Regions from separate parts of the Homo sapiens genome. Here region 2 is linked to region 1. A link is a loop called in an ENCODE intact Hi-C map of the cell type or tissue named here. Cell type or tissue: spleen. All regions are shown on one strand. Links, peaks and the distances in the headings refer to the core of each region. The heading gives the core; the rest is flanking DNA. Region 1 has its middle 54 kb from the start of LINC01641. Region 2 overlaps CDC42BPA (CDC42 binding protein kinase alpha).

What was found. A loop is a pair of places that touch in the nucleus more often than their neighbours do. Peaks named below come from ENCODE experiments on the same cell type or tissue, not always from the same donor. Only the 100,000 strongest peaks of a DNase experiment are listed, where the experiment ranks them.
Region 2: a loop joins it to region 1, with 3 times the contacts of the local background. A loop is called at or near these places in 16 of 110 quality-filtered maps.

What each region holds. Positions count from the first base shown.
Region 1 is chr1:227,443,047-227,451,896 of GRCh38, reverse strand. No RefSeq gene overlaps it. Among named protein-coding and RNA genes, the nearest start is that of LINC01641, 54 kb to the right of the region's middle. In spleen, for the core only: a CTCF peak has its summit at 3,992 (motif pointing right); no DNase peak of the experiment used is centred there; H3K27me3 peaks cover 1,607 bases.
Region 2 is chr1:227,111,423-227,120,272 of GRCh38, reverse strand. It overlaps CDC42BPA (CDC42 binding protein kinase alpha), which reads left to right. Exons shown (of 37, transcript NM_001394014.1): 12 at 336-469; 13 at 7,360-7,602; 14 at 7,851-7,961. Among named protein-coding and RNA genes, the nearest start is that of COQ8A, 180 kb to the right of the region's middle. In spleen, for the core only: no CTCF peak of the experiment used is centred there; no DNase peak of the experiment used is centred there.

The DNA of each region.
Region 1 (8,850 bases), core at 2,753-5,252:
GGCCAAATGCCAGCCGCATTTTTCCTGACCCCAGCCACCAGGCTGCAGCCACAGTGGAGGGCTCCTCAGTCTTCTGGAGCTCTGAGGGCAGGTTGGGGGAAAGGAAGGGCAGGGTTCTGCCTTTAGATCAAAGCACTATGGATTCAGAACATGGGGAGGCTGTGGAGCAAGCCTCGGTCTATCAGAGCAAGCCTCCAGCATGATCCAGGACTGCTCAGGTGAAGATGGACACAGCCAACACATATCCTCTGCAGAAGAGGTGTGACTCACAAGCTCTTCCCCAACCAGCTGCTCATGGAGGAACATGTCAAGAGCTTAGCATTGTCATCCACTGCCTCAGCTTCCTATTGAGGGGCAGCCATGTCCTCGAGCCATGTCCAGACTTCTCACCACACTTCAGACTCCCATCTCCAGCACTACCAAGTACCCACCACCTCTGCAGTCATCCCAACTCATCTTGACCAAGCCCAGCCTCACATTGTTGAGAACAGAAGACTTCAGCAGAGGAAGGGGCCTCCCCGGTGCCTATTTTTCTCAGAATCCGGCTGCAGCAGAGGTCAGAGAGCCCTTTTAGAAAGGGGCATTTTTCTCACTTGCTTTCTTGTATTGTGACATCACCTCTGACATCTGTGCCTTGGGTAATCTGAGGATCATTGCACAATCTTCAGTCCTAAATTTCCATGGAATATGAATTTTCTATGCTTCACCTCTTACATTCCTTGCTTATATATCCCTGGCTCATTCCTACTGGTAAGAGCAAATTTCAGCAAGTTGGTGCACTTAATTCTTCCAGCTATTTCCCATATCCTCACCAATTAGTGCTTACCTGTTTAGCCTCCCAGGACTATTCTGGACTACATTTCAGATGCTTCCAGCCACCTCCTCTTTTAGCAGCTGCTATCCAAGTCTTTGTAGTATTGCTCACCATCTGAGGTTCATGAAATGGAAATTATGAACCAGATGATAATTTATCATGGTTCCTTGGTTGCAAGCAACAGAAACCAACTTCAGCTAATCAAACAAAAGGATAACTTGTTGAAAGGTTATCAGGTAGCTCACAGAGGAGACAGGCTGGAGAGCCAGTCTTGAAATAGAACTGGAACCAACAGAAACTGGCCAACTATTTTGTCTGAGAGTTGCTGAGGAGACAAGTGTCATCCAAGTGTTCATTTCTGATGATGCAAGATCCTGTCTCAGGAGACAGTCTGAGTGCTCCAGCCTAGGTCACGTGCCCATCTCTTGGCTATGAGGAAAAGCCCCTTGATTTACTGTCCTACCAAGAGTCCACACAAGGAGAGAGGGTTAAGTCCACAAATCAGAAATTGGGGTGCTGTATCCAATAAAAGGGAAATGGAGGCTGAGCAATTAAAAAAATAGCCACTACAAGTACCTATGTTGCTGTACGTTCCATCAGCTCACCTCACCGCTGCAGAGACCACACAGGAAAGCTCTCCCACATATCCTGCCTGGCCTGCTCCATAATCATATGGCTTTGACCCCGTTACAGTAGGTAGCTAGTCAGGCATGAGCCCGGCAGATGAGAGCTCCCCCATCGACCCCACCAGGAATATCAGGTGACCATCAGATGATGATCAGGCAGTTGTCACACTGTCTCGCTAAAATAATAACTGGTTGCAGCTGGTTCCAGAGAAAGGCAGTTTCCCAATATGTAGAAACGCCTGAAGCTGGTAATCAGCAGCTTCCCGATAAGATCTCGGGAGTTGTACGAGTGGGCTCATGCATGTGAACTGAGGCAAAATGGCAGAGTTTAACTGGTATATGTTCTCCTAGAGACATTCCACTGGTAAGGGAAGAATGCTTCAAGTGAGCATGCAGACAACTCCAGTAAACACACTGTACATGCTCCCCTCCCAAGTGCTAGCAGGCCACTGTGCCTGTGGACAGCCCACCCCAAGGGAGGAATCAGTGGAGAAGGGACACAAGACGCCAGAAGCATGCGAATGTATAAAACCCCAAGTCAAAAGGTCAAACCACACACTTGTCTTTCAGATTGCCCACTTGGCCCTCTTCCAAGTGTACTTTCCTTCTTTTTGTTTCTGCTTTAGAGCTTTTTTTTTTTTGAGCCAGAGTCTCCCTCTGTCACCCAGGCTGGAGTGCAGTGGCACGATCTCAGCTCACTGCAACCTCTGCCTCCCGGGTTCAAGCGATTCTCCTGCTTCAGCCTCCTGAGTAGCTGGAATTACAGGCACCCACAACCATGCCCAGCTAATTTTTGTATTTTTAGTAGAGACAGGGTTTCACCATGTTGGCCAGGCTGGTCTCGAACCCCTGACCTCAGGCGATCTACCCACCTTGGCCTCCCAAAGTGCTGGGATTACAGGCGTGAGCCACTGCTCCTGGCCTTTGCTCTAGAGCTTTTTAATAAACTTTCACTCCTGCTCTAAAACTTGCCTCAGTCTCTCCTTCTGCCTTCTGCCCGTCAGTCAAATTCTTTCTTCTGAGGAGGCAAGAATTGAAGTTGCTGCAGACCTGTATGAATTTGTCGCCAGTAACTCGGATACCCAACACCGGTAACAACCCCAGCTGCTTTTACATCAAGTTCCACTGACCCTGGAAGCTGACCAGTAATGGTGCTCAACAGGCTGCTAGAAGAGTCTCCAGGGTGCCCTCTGGGGGTCAAGAGCATGTATAACCTCTTAGAGGTCAGGAACTTTAATGTAAAGGTTACTGAATGAACGAATCCAACCAGGCTGAGTCTCAGGGTATGACACTCAAGTAGGTGTCTGATCTTCCCCATTGTACAGACAGCATCATCCGCTCAGGAACCTGGAGAAAGTACCTGGGGGCGTCAAGATTTCAGAGGTCATCAATCCAATGGCCTTCTGATTTGAATGATCTCCCTCCACTATCTTTCCCCATTCTCTGCTTCATTCAGCTCACTGGGCCATTAGCTTCCCCTCCCTCTAGCAGTGATAGCCCCTTGCCCCCAGGGTCCAAGGATGGAACAGATGTTGGACTTCTAGTGATACAGTCCAGGAAGGCTCAAGAGGAGATGCCACTGTGGTTAAAGCATCCCATAAAAGTGGCTGGGAAATCCTGGTCCTGTTCTACTTCTGTGGTGGAAACTTTACTTCTACACCCACTCAGCAAACCAGATTGTTCTCCTCTTGCTTGTAAGAAGTCCACAGGTCCTTTCAAATTTATTCCACAAATACTTCTTCAGCATCTACCATATGTCAGGTACCATGCTAGGTACTAGTGATATTGCATCTACAGCTTCGGGGGAAGGAGACATTAATTAAACTAATGCACACAGATGTAATTAAACTGTGATGTTTGCTATGAGGGAAGAGCATGAGAAGTTTTAGAATAGATGACTGGAGGATCTGTTACCTGCAGGTCAGGGAAGCTTTCCCTGAAGAACTGATGCTGAGCCGCTATCCAAGGGTCAATAGAATGAAATGAATAGGGGGGAGATAAGGAAGAGTATGCTTGGTAGAAGGAGCTGTGAAGAAGCAAAGTCCCGAAGGCGAGAAGAGCTTGTGGTGTTTGGAGTACGGAAAGACCTGGGTGCTGATGTGAGAGAGGGTCGGGGAGAAGGGCTCTGGATGAAGGACCTGCTGGACCTGGCGGGGCTGGGACTGTGGTGGGGATTTAAGCTAAATGGATTTAAGCAGGCTGCTAAGTGGAGAATGGATTGAGGGAGGAGAAAGCATTCAGAGAGGAGACAGAGGAGTGGTTTGGACCTGGAGAAAGGGAAGTGGATGGATCTAAGGGACGTGCTGGATTTGGAATTGAGAGGACTTGATAATGGATTGGAGGCCGAGGATTCCCGGGATTCTGACTTGCACACTTCTCTCTTTCGCATTTACAACAACGACCCGTTACAGACACCTCCCGTCCCGAGTGTAGCCTCATTATGGTCGGGGACGTTGTCTAGTCCTCTCTGTTCTAGGTGCACAGTAAATGAATCCATCCTCGGTGCATGAACAGCTGCTCTCCTCCACCCGGGAGAAGGCCTGCAGGTCTCACATCCCCCGGGAGGTGGCAGAGCAGGAAAACCAGCCGTCCAGTGGCCGGAACCCCGCTTCCTGCCGCGGGCGACTTTGACTCCCTGGGGAAATTTTTCCCACATTCCAAATTCCCAGAAAACAGCTCTTTCCCCAGCCTTTTGGAACTGCTTCAGTGGAGGGTGTGACATGACCAGGGAACTTCTCTTGGGGCCGAGGCCTGAACTGACTGAGTCATTTTGCGGCGAGGGCCTCTTTCTTTTCGACGGCGACAGTTCTGCAGGAGCTTCCGTGTCGCATGGCCGGCCTTTCGCAGGGCGCCGCGCGGAGCCGACAGGGCCACCGGGGCCTTTCTCCCTGCTCTGTGGCTGCAGCCCAGGCACCAAAGAGACAGAGAGCCTAAGGGAGCCCTTCCCAGTCAAGTCCCGGGGAGGTTGCGGGGAGCCCAGAGAATGCCTCACCAGTAATCAAAAAATAGGTTTAGACGTGGGAAAGCTGGGTTAGAATATGAGAAAGAGACGGGCATGGCCCGGGAGGGGGAGACCGGTTCTGAAAGGCCAGGGGCAACAGGCTCAAAATACCTCTGGAGGATGTAGGTAAAGGACTGGGATTTACCGGCTGGGCGCTGTGGCTCACGCCTGTAATCCTAACACTTTGGGAGGCCGAGGTGGGCAGATCACTTGAGGTCAGGAGTTTGAGACCAGCCTGGCAACATGGTGAAACCTCCTTTTTATTAAAAATACAAAAATTAGCCGGGCGCCTGTAATCCCAGCTACTCGGGAGGCTGGGGCAAGAGAATAGCTTAAACCCGGGAGTCACGGGTTGCAGTGAGCCGAGATCGCACCACTGCACTCCAGCCTGGGCTTAAGTGAGACTCCGTCTAAAAAAAAAAAAAAAAAAGACTGGAATTTACCAAGGAAATACAGCTCTCTGAGTGAGGAAAGAGCAAACAGAAGGCTGGGGGCAGATGAAAGAATAGAGAACAAGGACCGAGTGAGGAACACAGAAAGCTGAAGGGCGCGTAAGGGGACACATTGCCATGAGGAGCGGAAATCAGAATCCAGAGTCATCTCACCTAATGTTGGTGATATGGTTTGGCTGTGTCCCCACCCAAATCTCATCTTGAATTGTAGCTCCCATAATTCCCACGTGTTGTGGGAGAGACCCAGTGGAAGATAAGTGAATCATGGTGGTGGATCTTTCCGGTGCTATTCTCGTCATAGTGAATAAGTCTCACGAGATCTGATGGTTTTATAAAGGGAAGTTTCCCTACAGAAGCTCTCTTCTCTTGTCTGCCACCATGTGAGACCTGCCTTTCACCTTCCCTCATGATTGTGAGGCCTCCCCAGCCATGTGGAACTGTGAGTCCATTAATCTTCTTTCGTTTGTAAATTGCCCAATCTCTTTTCTTCCTCACCCCTCCTGCTTCTACTCCTTCTACTTTCTGGCCTCTTGCTCATTAAAGAGTAGGAAGAACTAGTGGTTCCCAGTTTCAGGAACTTCAGTACACTGACGACACGTATATCTCCCTCAACCTGACTCATACCTGAAGTGCCATAATTTAATTTCATAGCTGTATTAATCTAGGTTTATGCTCATATTTTAGTGTATATTACATATTTGATTAATTTTTTTTTCAACAAACATGTTTTCAACAAACATTCCATCGCACATACTCTGGAAGGATAATACGTTTACCTGTTATCAGTCATTTCCTCCTTAATTTTGATTCCTGGTTTCCATGTGTCACCTCTATCTGGTCTTGTGTAATAGATCCATACTTTGGTCTCCTGGTCAGGACTGCCTGATAGTGTCCATCCTCTGAGTCTATTGGCAGACATTACCTGGCCTTGTCCTTGACCACTCCTTGCCTTGTAGTTCAAGTGCTCCAGCCACCTTGCATAACCTGCAGTTCTCTGATGCATCATTCTGTATCACACACCTGCATCTTTGCTTGTTGCCTCTATTGCCTGAGGTATTTCTTCACCTGTTGTATTAGTCAGGATTCCCCAAAGAAGCAGAACTTATAGTCTGTGTGTGTGCGTGTGTGTGTATTTATTGAGACAAGGTCTTGCTCTGTCACCCAGGCTGAAGTGCAGTGGTGCAGTGGTGTGATCTCGACTCACTGCAACCTCCACCTCTTGGGCTCAAGCAATCCCCCAACCTAAGCCTCCTGAGTAGCTGGGACTACAGGCATGTGCCACCATGCCCAGCTACTTTTTTTTTTTTTTTTTTTTTTGGTGGAGTTGGAGTTTCATCATGTTGTCCAGGTTGGTCTTGAACTCCTGGGGTCATGCAGTCCACCTACCTTGGCCTCCCAAAATGCAGTATTACAGGTGTGAGCCACTGTGCCCAGCCCTATATTTTTTTGTAATTATAGAAATTGCCTCATGTGAGGAGGCTAATCAGTCTCACAGTCTGCTGTTTGCAAGCTGGAGAACCAGGAAACTGGTGGTGTAGTTCAATCTGAGTCCAAAGGCCTGAAAACCAGGAGTGCCAATGTCCGAGGGTAGGAGAATATGGATGTCACAGCTCAAATAGAGAGAGCAAATTTGCCCTCCTTCCACCCTTCTGTTCTATTTAGGACCTCAAGGGATGATGCCCACCTACATGGATGAGCGCAGACCTTCTTTACTCAGTCTACTGATGAGCTAATCTCTTCCAGAAACACCCTCGCAGACACATCCAGAAATAATGTTTTATCACCTATCTGCACATCTAATTGACACATAAAACTACCATCACAAATTCACTCCTCGTCAATGTGGCACCCATATGCATTGCATCTCCTTAAACCATACTTAATCCCCAAATAAAAACAATAACAAGATCCTAATTCTAACATGACATATTTATCTCATACTAATGCCTTCCCCAGAAGAGGAGATGAAGCTCTTGAGTGATGTTTACTGTTCTCCAGGTAAACACTATGACGTAAAATTAACTTAAATACCGATATAAAGTGAATACATCTTATGTTACATAATAAGGGAGTAAGAGAAGAAAGAAAACAAAGATATTTGCTTAAAACATGTGTACATATACACAAACATATAACAAAATGAGGAGGATATACTCATGTCAGTTACAGTCCTCATTTCCATAACTGGTCATGTGGTCACAGCTGGTATTGATCACTACCTTCTTCTACTACCCATTCTGTATTCCATTTGCCTTCAGCAAGCACTTCAGCTGGTCGAGGTTTGTTACCTGGTGGAGTGACACAAAACTTCATACCTGAAGGATCTGGGTCATTCATAGTCCTGCCTGGATTGCACTGTTGTAGTTTTCCGTTGACCTTAATCACAGGGTGTGGTAATACTAAGAGATGCCCTAAGAGGCCTCCTATATTCCAGACATACTCTTCCTTACCTCCATTGTGGAGTGGAGGTCCAATTTCCCCTTTGGAAGTCTGGATCAGTCACCCCAACCAACACAGTAACTCCCTTCTTGGCCTATTGACTCAGAGGCATAAAGAGCCCAAAGAGGCTGGGTGGTAGTCTTAGCTTCCAGTTCAATTGAATCATTGTTGTGTTTCTTAATGGAAGCATTCCTCCCTCCAGAACTAAGACCTCTAGGCCAGCAGAGCATAAAATTGCAGGAACAGGAAACAAAAATTTTGCTAGTGGGTCACTAGGGGTAATGGCAAGTGGTGCTATTTCTATTTCCACCCCTTGATTCCTGGACCCTTGAATTTTGGCCCTCGGAGAAACAGCACCATATATTGGATGCTGATTCAGAGCACGTATAGCCTCCTGAATAGCCTTGCCCTGGCATCACAAGGCATTGCCACCTAGCTGGAGTGATAACTGAGACTAATCACCTCTTAAAGGCCCCGCTTCTCAATACTGCCATACTGGGGAATAAATTCTGACATGAATTTTGGAGGGGACAAATATTCAAACCAGAGCAGGTGGTAAACTTCATAATGTGTGTATTTTACCTCAATTTCTTGAAAAAGCCATTAGAGCCACCGGTCGTAATTTGGGAATCTTTAGACTATATAGGTGACAACTAAAGTCATGATCTCACCGAGAGAGAGAACAGTGGAGGAAACTACTAGTTGTAGGGTTGGCAGAGTAAAAGGAAGATGCAAGAGGGCCTGTGACATCAGAGGGAAAACAGGAAGGAGTGGTAGCGTCAAAATGGATGAAAGAGAGCTCATCTTAGGGTCAGAAGCTACAGACACATCAAGAAAGAAGGACTAAGGGGAATCCTGTATTTAGCGACAGAGAGAGCGTTTATGACCTAGGTGGGGGCAGCTTCAGGGGAGAGGTGGGGTAGAATCCAGATTGCAATGGGGTGAGGAGTGTGTGAGCTGAGGAAGTAGGAAAAGAGTGCAGCATCCTGGAAGCTTGTTTATGACTGAGGGAGAGGGAGAGGGAAGATGGTGATAAAGACAGATGCAGCCGGCTATCCTACGTTGATGACAAGATCACTAGCTTTGCAACTTGCCCCAAGGTCATGCTCACTCAAGCATCCTTTTGGACATACACAGATTCCAATGCCCATATGAACACCTAGCCCACTGACAGAGTAATGACTTGAGGAATTGGCATTCTAGTTGATACACTTTCCCTCAAAAGTTTGGTTAGCTCAAGGTTAGATCTGACAAGATCAAGTTTTTGAAAATGCAAAGCTCAAGACATTGAACTGTTTGGAGATCCCCACATGCCCACACTGCACCTCTCTTCTATGTCTTTCTTAAACCGTCCTCCCTCCATGAAATGTCATCCCTCAGAAACACACAACTTGTTTTATTTTATTTTTAAAATTTTTTTGTAGAGACGGGGTCTTCCTATGTTGTCCGGGCTGGCCTTGAACTCTTGGGCTTAAGCAATCCTCCCGCCTTGGCCTCCCAGAGTACTGAGATTACAGG
Region 2 (8,850 bases), core at 3,802-6,301, 330 kb after region 1:
AAACTTGCCCTTTTTTTGGTTGGTTTTATTGTTGCTTGTTAGTTTTAAATTTTTAATTTTTCCGAAGGTGCTGTTTTTGGAAGCATGCTTTTTTTTTTTTTCCTAATGAGTATGTAAGGCATTGTTGCACATCTTCACACTGGCATACACCATTCACCGTCTTTACAGTGAACTGATAATGCATTTAATTTGTCAAGAGTCATACTGGTATACACTGTCAGATCTAACACTAAATTGAAAATACCAATTTTAAAAAAAATTTTAGTTGTTTTACCTTAGGTTCAATCATTTGCTTTTATACAAATAGTAAAAGAAACATTGTCTTTTGTTTTTAGAATCAAGTCATTTGGAACAGCAACTTGAAGAAGCTAATGCTGTGAGGCAAGAACTAGATGATGCTTTTAGACAAATCAAGGCTTATGAAAAACAAATCAAAACGTTACAACAAGAAAGAGAAGATCTAAATAAGGTAAAATATGTGACTAGATCATTAAAGCTTTTTCTCTATTTTGAATCTTGTATAATAAGAATACTGAAAGCATTCATAATGAATTACAATAATACATAGTATATTTTATCTTCTTAAAAGTTGGTCTAAAAATTTAGGATTATTTTGGTGTATGTTATTTGGTTAGTAGCTAGAAATTAAGAAACTTTGTTGAAGCTTGAAAGTTCAGAATCTTTTGTTCTTTTAGAAAGTTAATAGTCAAAGGACTAGATTAAAAGAATGTTATTGAAAAAGAAACATGAAGAAATAAGAAAATAGTAGAAACTGTTTAGCATCTATAGAAAAAATTTAAAATACAGGCATATTTTCATTATAACTTACTGATATGAACATTCTTAAAATATTATAATTTAAAATTTATTTGGTGATTTGTTTTAAATGTCAGTTTTTATCTTTCAAAGCAGCAGGGGTAAATAAGCTAAAGTTATTTTCATAAGAACTTTGTGAAACATTTAAACATTATTTTAAACATCAAAAAAATTTATTGATAGCTAAGCCTCTGTAACACAGCCCAATAGGGTAAATAATATTCAAGCACTAGAGAAAACACTTTTCTTGAACCACATGCTGCTAAGCACCGTGACTTTCATTAACAAATAGAAAAATGTTGGGACTAATACTAGCCATTGCAAACAAGAAATCAGTAGTTTGTGGCATAGCATAAGTTGTATTCAATGATGTAATATATTAATATAATGCACTGATAATATAGAATGAATGAAGTCCTCCTGGGGAAGATTTGAAAGTCTTGGTGCCAGGAAGGAGATGGAGGGAATTAAAAATAAAACAAATAACCTTTAGCTGATGAAACTAATCAAAAGGACTAAAAGAGAACGCTATTAAAGAATAGATTGAAATAGACCAGTACATTTTTACTTTCTGCTTAATGAGGTTTCAAGCAATTTTTTTGTATAGGTCCATTTAAATTCATTGCCAATTTAATAATATTTGTCATTTAAAACTGTTAGTGTTCTATTTGCTTTAATAATATTATAGTAATATTAATGGTTTACCATTTTTATTGGTAGGATTACTCAGCCAAATTTAGTTAACATAATCGGCGTTATGCTTCCTGCTTTCTACTCTTCTGAGCGATTTCCTTGGAAATCTAAAGAGAAGGATCTTGGATTCTTTCTCTAACCCTTTGGAAAGAGGATGAAAATCAGATAGCTAGATTTATAGTGACAGGTGGTCACCAATTTTTAATGTTTTAGTATTAAAAATCCTTTTTATATATTTTGAGAAGATGATAGTGCTGACGAAAAGAAACAGATTATACCAATAAAGGACTTTGAGTGATTTGCTTAATATCCTATAGGCAGTAGAAAATGATTTTTCTCCACATTCCTTGCCAACACTTGTTATCCTTTGTCTTTTAAAAAAAATAGCCATTCCAATAGATGTGAAGTGACAGCTCATTATGGTTTTGATGTTTACTTCTCTTATGACTAGTGATGTTGAATACTTTTTCATATACCTATTGGCCATTTGTATGTCGTCTTAGAGAAATGTCCACTGAGGTCCTTTGCCCATTTTTTGATTGAGTTAGCAAATATTCTGATTTTTTATAATGCCAAACTGTTTTCTAGCATACCAACTTCCATTTCCACGAGTAGTGTAGAGTTTCTGTGTTCATATTTCCAGATTTATTACTTTTGGCCAATCTAGTCTAAATTGAGATTTTAGGTTTTAGAAAATGTTTGGTTGTGGTCTTAATTTGCATTTCTCTAATTAGTAATGAGGTCAAGTATCTTCACATGGGTCTATTGTCGTTTACATTTCTTTTGTGAAATGCTTCTTAATATCTTTTGTATATTTTTCTGTTGGGTTTTTTTCTTACTGGTTATAAGAATTCTTGGAAATATTTGGGCATTCTAATCTTTTGTGAGTTATATGTGTTACAAATATCTCTCAGTGGCTTATCTTTTTGCTTTTAGGAATCTTTTTATTAAAAAGTGTTCTTAGGTTTGTTGTGGCCAGATTTATCAATATTTTTATGGTTAGTGTATTTGCTGTCTTGTATAAAAAATCTGAGATTTTAAAAAATTCTCCTAAATTTTTATCTTAAAGTTTTAAATTTTTAGGTCTGTATCTCAACTATTTTTTGAAAACTGTGAAGATGGAATTTTGATTAAAACTGCATTTAATCAGCTGGGCATGGTGACTTATGCTTGTAATCCTGGCACTTTTGAGAGGCTGAGGCAGGAGGATCACTTGAGTCCAGGAGTTTGAGACCAGCCTAGGCAACAACAGAATGAGACCCAGTCTCTACAAAAAATAAAAAAGTTAGCTGGGTGGTGCACACCTGTCATCCCAGCTGCTCAGGATGCTGAGGCAGGAGGTTCACTTGAGCCTGGTAGATTGAGGCTGCAGTGAGCCATGATCATGTCACTGCACTCCAGCCTGATCAACAGAGCAAGACCCTATCTCAGGGGGAAAAAAATGCACTGAATTTATAGGTCAATTTAGGGAGAATTAACATCATTACAATATTGTCTTTAAGTTCTTACTATCTATATTTATTACTATTTTTCTGAATATACACACAGATTTCCAGAATAGAACGGATTGTTATTACTTACATACAGCAAAGAATAACTACATGGCTCCCTTCTGTGCCAAGTCTTACCCCAAGAGAAATACCCTGAGAGCTGGCAGGATAAAACCCTACACATAAGGAGTCTGTGTTGTAAATGAGGAGCCTTGAAAACATTTATGCAGGTGCTTATATAGAGGAAAGAAGCAACTGCTTCCTGCTTTCTCCTGTTCTGAGAGAGTTCCTTGGAAATCTAAAGAGAAGGATCTTGGGTTCTTTCTCTAACCCTTTGGAATATAGATAAATATTCCCTCTGGAAATATAAGCCCAGAGTCTCCTGCTCCATCAAAGGAAGCCCCCTTGGTCCAGGCTCCTACTCTCTCCCACCCCACCTTGAAATGTAAACACATAACCTCCAGAAGGTAAATCTCTTAGTTTTCTCACTACTAAATCAGTTATAAGTTACTTTTTAAGACTTTCATTTAGCCCAGGTTTCGGTAAAATTTGTTCAAAAGGGACCAGCTGCAAAAACATAAAAGTTTCTCTGCATTCCTAAAGTCTTTTTATTTGTAAACATGATATCTCTCCATATATTTAAAGTTCTTTTAAAATGTTCTTCCATAAAATTTCATACAGAAAAGACTTTCATTTCTTTTCTTGTTTTACTGTATTAGCTAGAACCTCAGTACAGTGTTGACTAGAAATGATAATAGCAGGCATCCCCATCTTGTTCCCCGATTTTAAAGAAACTGCCTCTGATATTTCATCGCTAATAATGTTTGCTGTAAGTTTTTAATAAATAATTTTTATCAGGTTAAAGAAGTTACCTTCTATTCCTATTTTGTTAATACCTTTTATTTAGAATGGATACTGACTTTATTAAATGTGCCCTTCTGTGCTCTATTGATATGATTATATGATTCTTGTCCTTTAATAAGTTGGTGTGGTGAACTACGTTTGTAGACTTTTTCTAATATTAAGCCACTGTTATATTTCTGGGTTAAGCCCAAATTTCTTATAATACTGTGATAGTATAGATAACATTTATGTAGCAAATATCTGTTCTAATAGCACTGTTGTGAATGCTTTACATATATTAAATTATTTAATCTCCATCACAGCCCCATGAGTTAGGTGTTATTCTCATTTTATGAATGGTGAGACCAAGCACAGAGAAGTTAGTTCACTTGCTCAAGGTCATAGAAATAGAAAGTGGTGGAGCTAGATTTTCAGCACAAGGAGTTTAGCTCCAGACTTCATGCATATCTACTTTATATATCACTGGAACTGATTTACTAATTTTCAAAAAGGGTTTTCACTGTTTTTTATAAGTGAGATTGACGTGTTTTTTTTTTTCCTCTTTTCTTTTTTTTGATATTCAGATTATACTGGTCCATAGAAAGAGTTGAATTGCATTCCTGCTTTTTCTCACGGACCAATGAGTTATTTATAAGTATCTTTTAAAATTTTCAATATATGGAGTTTTATCTTTTTTTGTTGACTTCTAATTTAGTTGCAGTGTCATTACAGAACTTGCTCTACGTGGTATCTGTTCTTTGAAATCTACTGAGACTTGCTTCATGGCGTAGCCTGTTCCATTTTTAAAACATTCAATGTGTGTTCTTGAAAATAGTTCGTGTTCCAATTTAGAGAGCAAGCTTCTGTGTATGAAGCTTTTCAGATCGTCTTTATATTCACTATTTTTTTTTTTTTGCCTACCTGGTTTATCTATTAATGACTAAGAAATTAAAATTTTTCATTATAGTGATGTTTACCAATTTTTCTCTGAAGTTCTAACAGTTTCTTTTTAATGATTTTGAGACTCTCTTATAGAAGGCACAAAAGTTTAGGATAATATTTCTTCTTAGTGTATTGAATTTTATCATTATGTAGTGATATTCCTTATCCTTAGTAATACTTTTTCTACTGAAGTCAAGATTTCATTTCTTAATCCAGTATAATAGATGGCCTTTAACTGGTTACTAATGTATATGGATGTGTTTCTACTATCTTTTTTTCTGTTTGTCATGATTTTTGCATGCTGCTTTTTATTTCCTTTCTTCCCTTCTCAAAAGTTTTTAACTGTGGTAAAATACGTATAACATAAAATTACCATCTAAACAATTTTCAAGTGCACAGTTAAGTAATGTTAAGTGTATTTACATTCTTGTGCAGCAGTCTCCAGAACTCTTTTTGTTTGCAAAATCATTTCTTCTTCACTGAAATTTGTTGTTGTTGTTGTTGACATTTTAGTTTACTCTCTAGTCTTTTGGTGGTTACTCTTGGCTTCTACCATGTGTATTAACCAAGTTTAAGTTTAAGTTAAATATCCTAAAACTATTTCCCACAAACAATTTAAAGACGTTTAATTTTACAGATTGAGTATCCCTTATCTGAAATGCTTGGGACCAGCATTTGGATTTTGGAATATTTGCATTATACCAATTGAGTATTTCTAACCTGAAAATCCAAAATCTGAAATGCTCCAGTGAGCATTTCCTTTGAACATCATGTTGGCACTCAAAATGTTTTGGATTTTGAAACATTTCAGATTTCAAATTTTTTGGATTATTCAAGCTGTATTACCTCTTTACAGCTTTATGTGTTGTTATTGGCCAGTATTTTAGCTGTTATCTTTTGTTTACTGTACAAAGTTAACATTTTTATAGTATAATCTTATATACACATTTGTTTACATTCACATTCATGTTAACCATTTTATTAGCTCTTCATTTCTCTTGCATTAGATCTCTAAAATCTTTTTTTTTTTTTTCCTGAAATAAAGCTTTACTGGTTCCTTTAGTGCAGATCTGATTATGGTAAGCTCTGTCAGTTTTGTTTATATGAAGCCTCAGACTTGAAAAGTAATTTTTGGGGTATATAATTTTAATTATCTTCTCATATCTTTGAAAATATTTTACCCTGTTTCTGTTGCTGTTGTTACTTCTTCAGTGTCTGTTCTTAGTCTAATTTTCCTCCTCCCCGCCTTATTTGAGGATGGGGAATAGGTGATTTGTCTTTCTTTCCCTCTGATTTCTTTACGGTCTTTTATTTCTCTTTGGTATTACCCAGCGTCATTTTTTGAACACTTCTGGTTTGGGTTTTCTAAATTTTTTCTTGATTCATAAATGTAGAGCTTCCTGTGGTGATGGATGCATGTCTTTAATTTTAACATTTATATTTTTTCACTTCTTTTCTTTTCTTTTTTTTTGAGTTGGAGTCTCACTGTATTGCCCAAGCTAGAGTGCAATGGAGTGATCTCAGCTCCCTGCAGCCTCAGCCTCCCAGGCTCAAGTCATCTTCCCACCTTAGTAGCTACGACTATAGGTGCATACCACCATACCTGGCCTTTTTTTTTTTTTTTACATTGTTATTTTTTGTAGAGATAAGGTCTCACAATGTCGCCTAGGCTGATCTTGAACTCCTTGGCTCAAGCAATCCTCCTGCCTCAGCCTCCCAAAGTGCTGGGATTATAGATGAGAGCAACTGTGCCTGGCCTTATGTTTTCTATTTCTAAATGTTCCATACAGTTCTTCTATAAATCTGCTTGGTCATTTTTAATAGCCTTTTGTCATTTTTTTGTTTTTATTATTTCATCCTTTATTCCTTGAAATATTTCATATGTAGCAATTTTGTGTTGATATCTAATGATTTTAATACCAAGATACCTTTGATGTTTATTTTTATTGTTTTTGTTGTTTGATTGTGGTGCTTTGTTCTTTGAGTATTTTGGAATCTGTGGTTGTGAGCTCATTCTTGTTTGTTCTTAATATGTGAAAAATTCAGATTTCATTGCACTTCTTTCCCCCAAAGAAAATTTGCATTTCCTTTTGCTGGGAGGCAGGTAGTGGTACTGCCCTGAGTCCACTTTAGCTCTCCTCTAAGTTTCTCATTTTAATTAGGGAGTCTCCGGTTTAGTTTCTATCTCCTTGCTTCTGGCTTGAGGCGTAGCCTCCATGTCAAGGGCAACACTTGTTTTTTATGAAAACAACCTCACACATATTTATTAAATTTCACAAATATTTATTTTGACCATCATATCGTTTATTCCTAAACTTTTTCCTCATTTGTGGAAACTAAGGTACTATAAGGTTAAATCAGCAGCTCCTGTGCATTTACTGTATTAGCATAAGGAATTGAGACTATATCAGGACACCATGCCGTTAATATCTGTTCAGAAGTAGTTTATTTCTTTTAATTTGTCCTAAGGTGAATAATTTTGGCTCTTCTTGACTTAATGATAGCTATTCTGATGGCCAAATTTGGTCTCTAGGTTGCAGAATTGGTAACTTATATTCTTTTTACAAAACTGTAGGAACTAGTCCAGGCTAGTGAGCGATTAAAAAACCAATCCAAAGAGCTGAAAGACGCACACTGTCAGAGGAAACTGGCCATGCAGGAATTCATGGAGATCAATGAGCGGCTAACAGAATTGCACACCCAAAAACAGAAACTTGCTCGCCATGTCCGAGATAAGGAAGAAGAGGTGGACCTGGTGATGCAAAAAGTTGAAAGCTTAAGGCAAGAACTGCGCAGAACAGAAAGAGCCAAAAAAGAGGTTAGTAGTCAGGCAAATTTTGTAGTGCCCATGGGATAGTGATTAAAGCTGCTTTTTGAGACTAGTAATATAATATATAATTTTTAAAATATTTCTAAAGTTATTTTTATAGTTCATTAATATTATTTAATATGGATTTAAACATTTGAATTATCTTCCTGTTACAAGGTAAATTCTCATTGGGATAAATGTTTTGTTTGGAAAAAAATTATAACCGTGAAATCTGCATTTTTCATTCTGTTTTAAAGCTGGAAGTTCATACAGAAGCTCTAGCTGCTGAAGCATCTAAAGACAGGAAGCTACGTGAACAGAGTGAGCACTATTCTAAGCAACTGGAAAATGAATTGGAGGGACTGAAGGTATCTTTTGACTTCACATTTATGAAGCTTAATTGATTTTCTTCTCTTTAGGCTTGTTAGGAGTGTTAGCTTGTATACTGTATTCGGTGTGCAGTGAAAACTAGCCTTTCTTCAAACCTACTATTCATAATTCTCGTTCTTACCAGTAGGAAGCTAATACAGATTTCTTAATTATGCTGAAGAAAATGGAGGACTATGTTTAGTGGGAAATATGAATCTATCAGGAGGGAGTTAGAATGTTTATGCAGACCTACACAAGATGTACTGGTAATCTGCATGGGAGTCATGGTTAGATATCCAGACCCTCTATATATCTCATAAATGACTCAGGAGAAGCTCAGGGGTAGCTTTGCAGACACTTGTGTCTGTTAGGATAAGATGATAATGGGCATAGTCTAAAACATCTCAGCAGAAGGTGCTTTGCAAGGGAAATTCTTGAGCCGTTCTGGAGTTAGACTACCTATTCTTAACTTCTTGCTTTCACCAGTTACTTGCTGTGTAACATGTAACATTGGACAGAACATTATGGGGCCGGGCACAGTGGCTCACGCCTGTAATCCCAACACTTTGGGAGGCCGGGATGGGCAGATCACTTGAGGTCAGGAGTTCGAGACCAGCCTGACCAACATGGCGAAACCCCATCTCTACTAAAAATACAAAATTAGCCAGGCATGGTGCGCACGCCTGTAATCCCAGCTACTGAGGAGGCTGAGGCAGGAGAATTGCTTGAACCCGGGAGGTGGAGGTTGCAGTGAGCCTAGATCGCACTATTGCACTCCAGCCTGGGCAAGAGCGAAACTCCGTCTTAAACAAAACAAAACAACATTTAACCTCATTATACTTTAATTTTCTCCTCTATAAAACTATTTCATGTCACGAGTACATACAT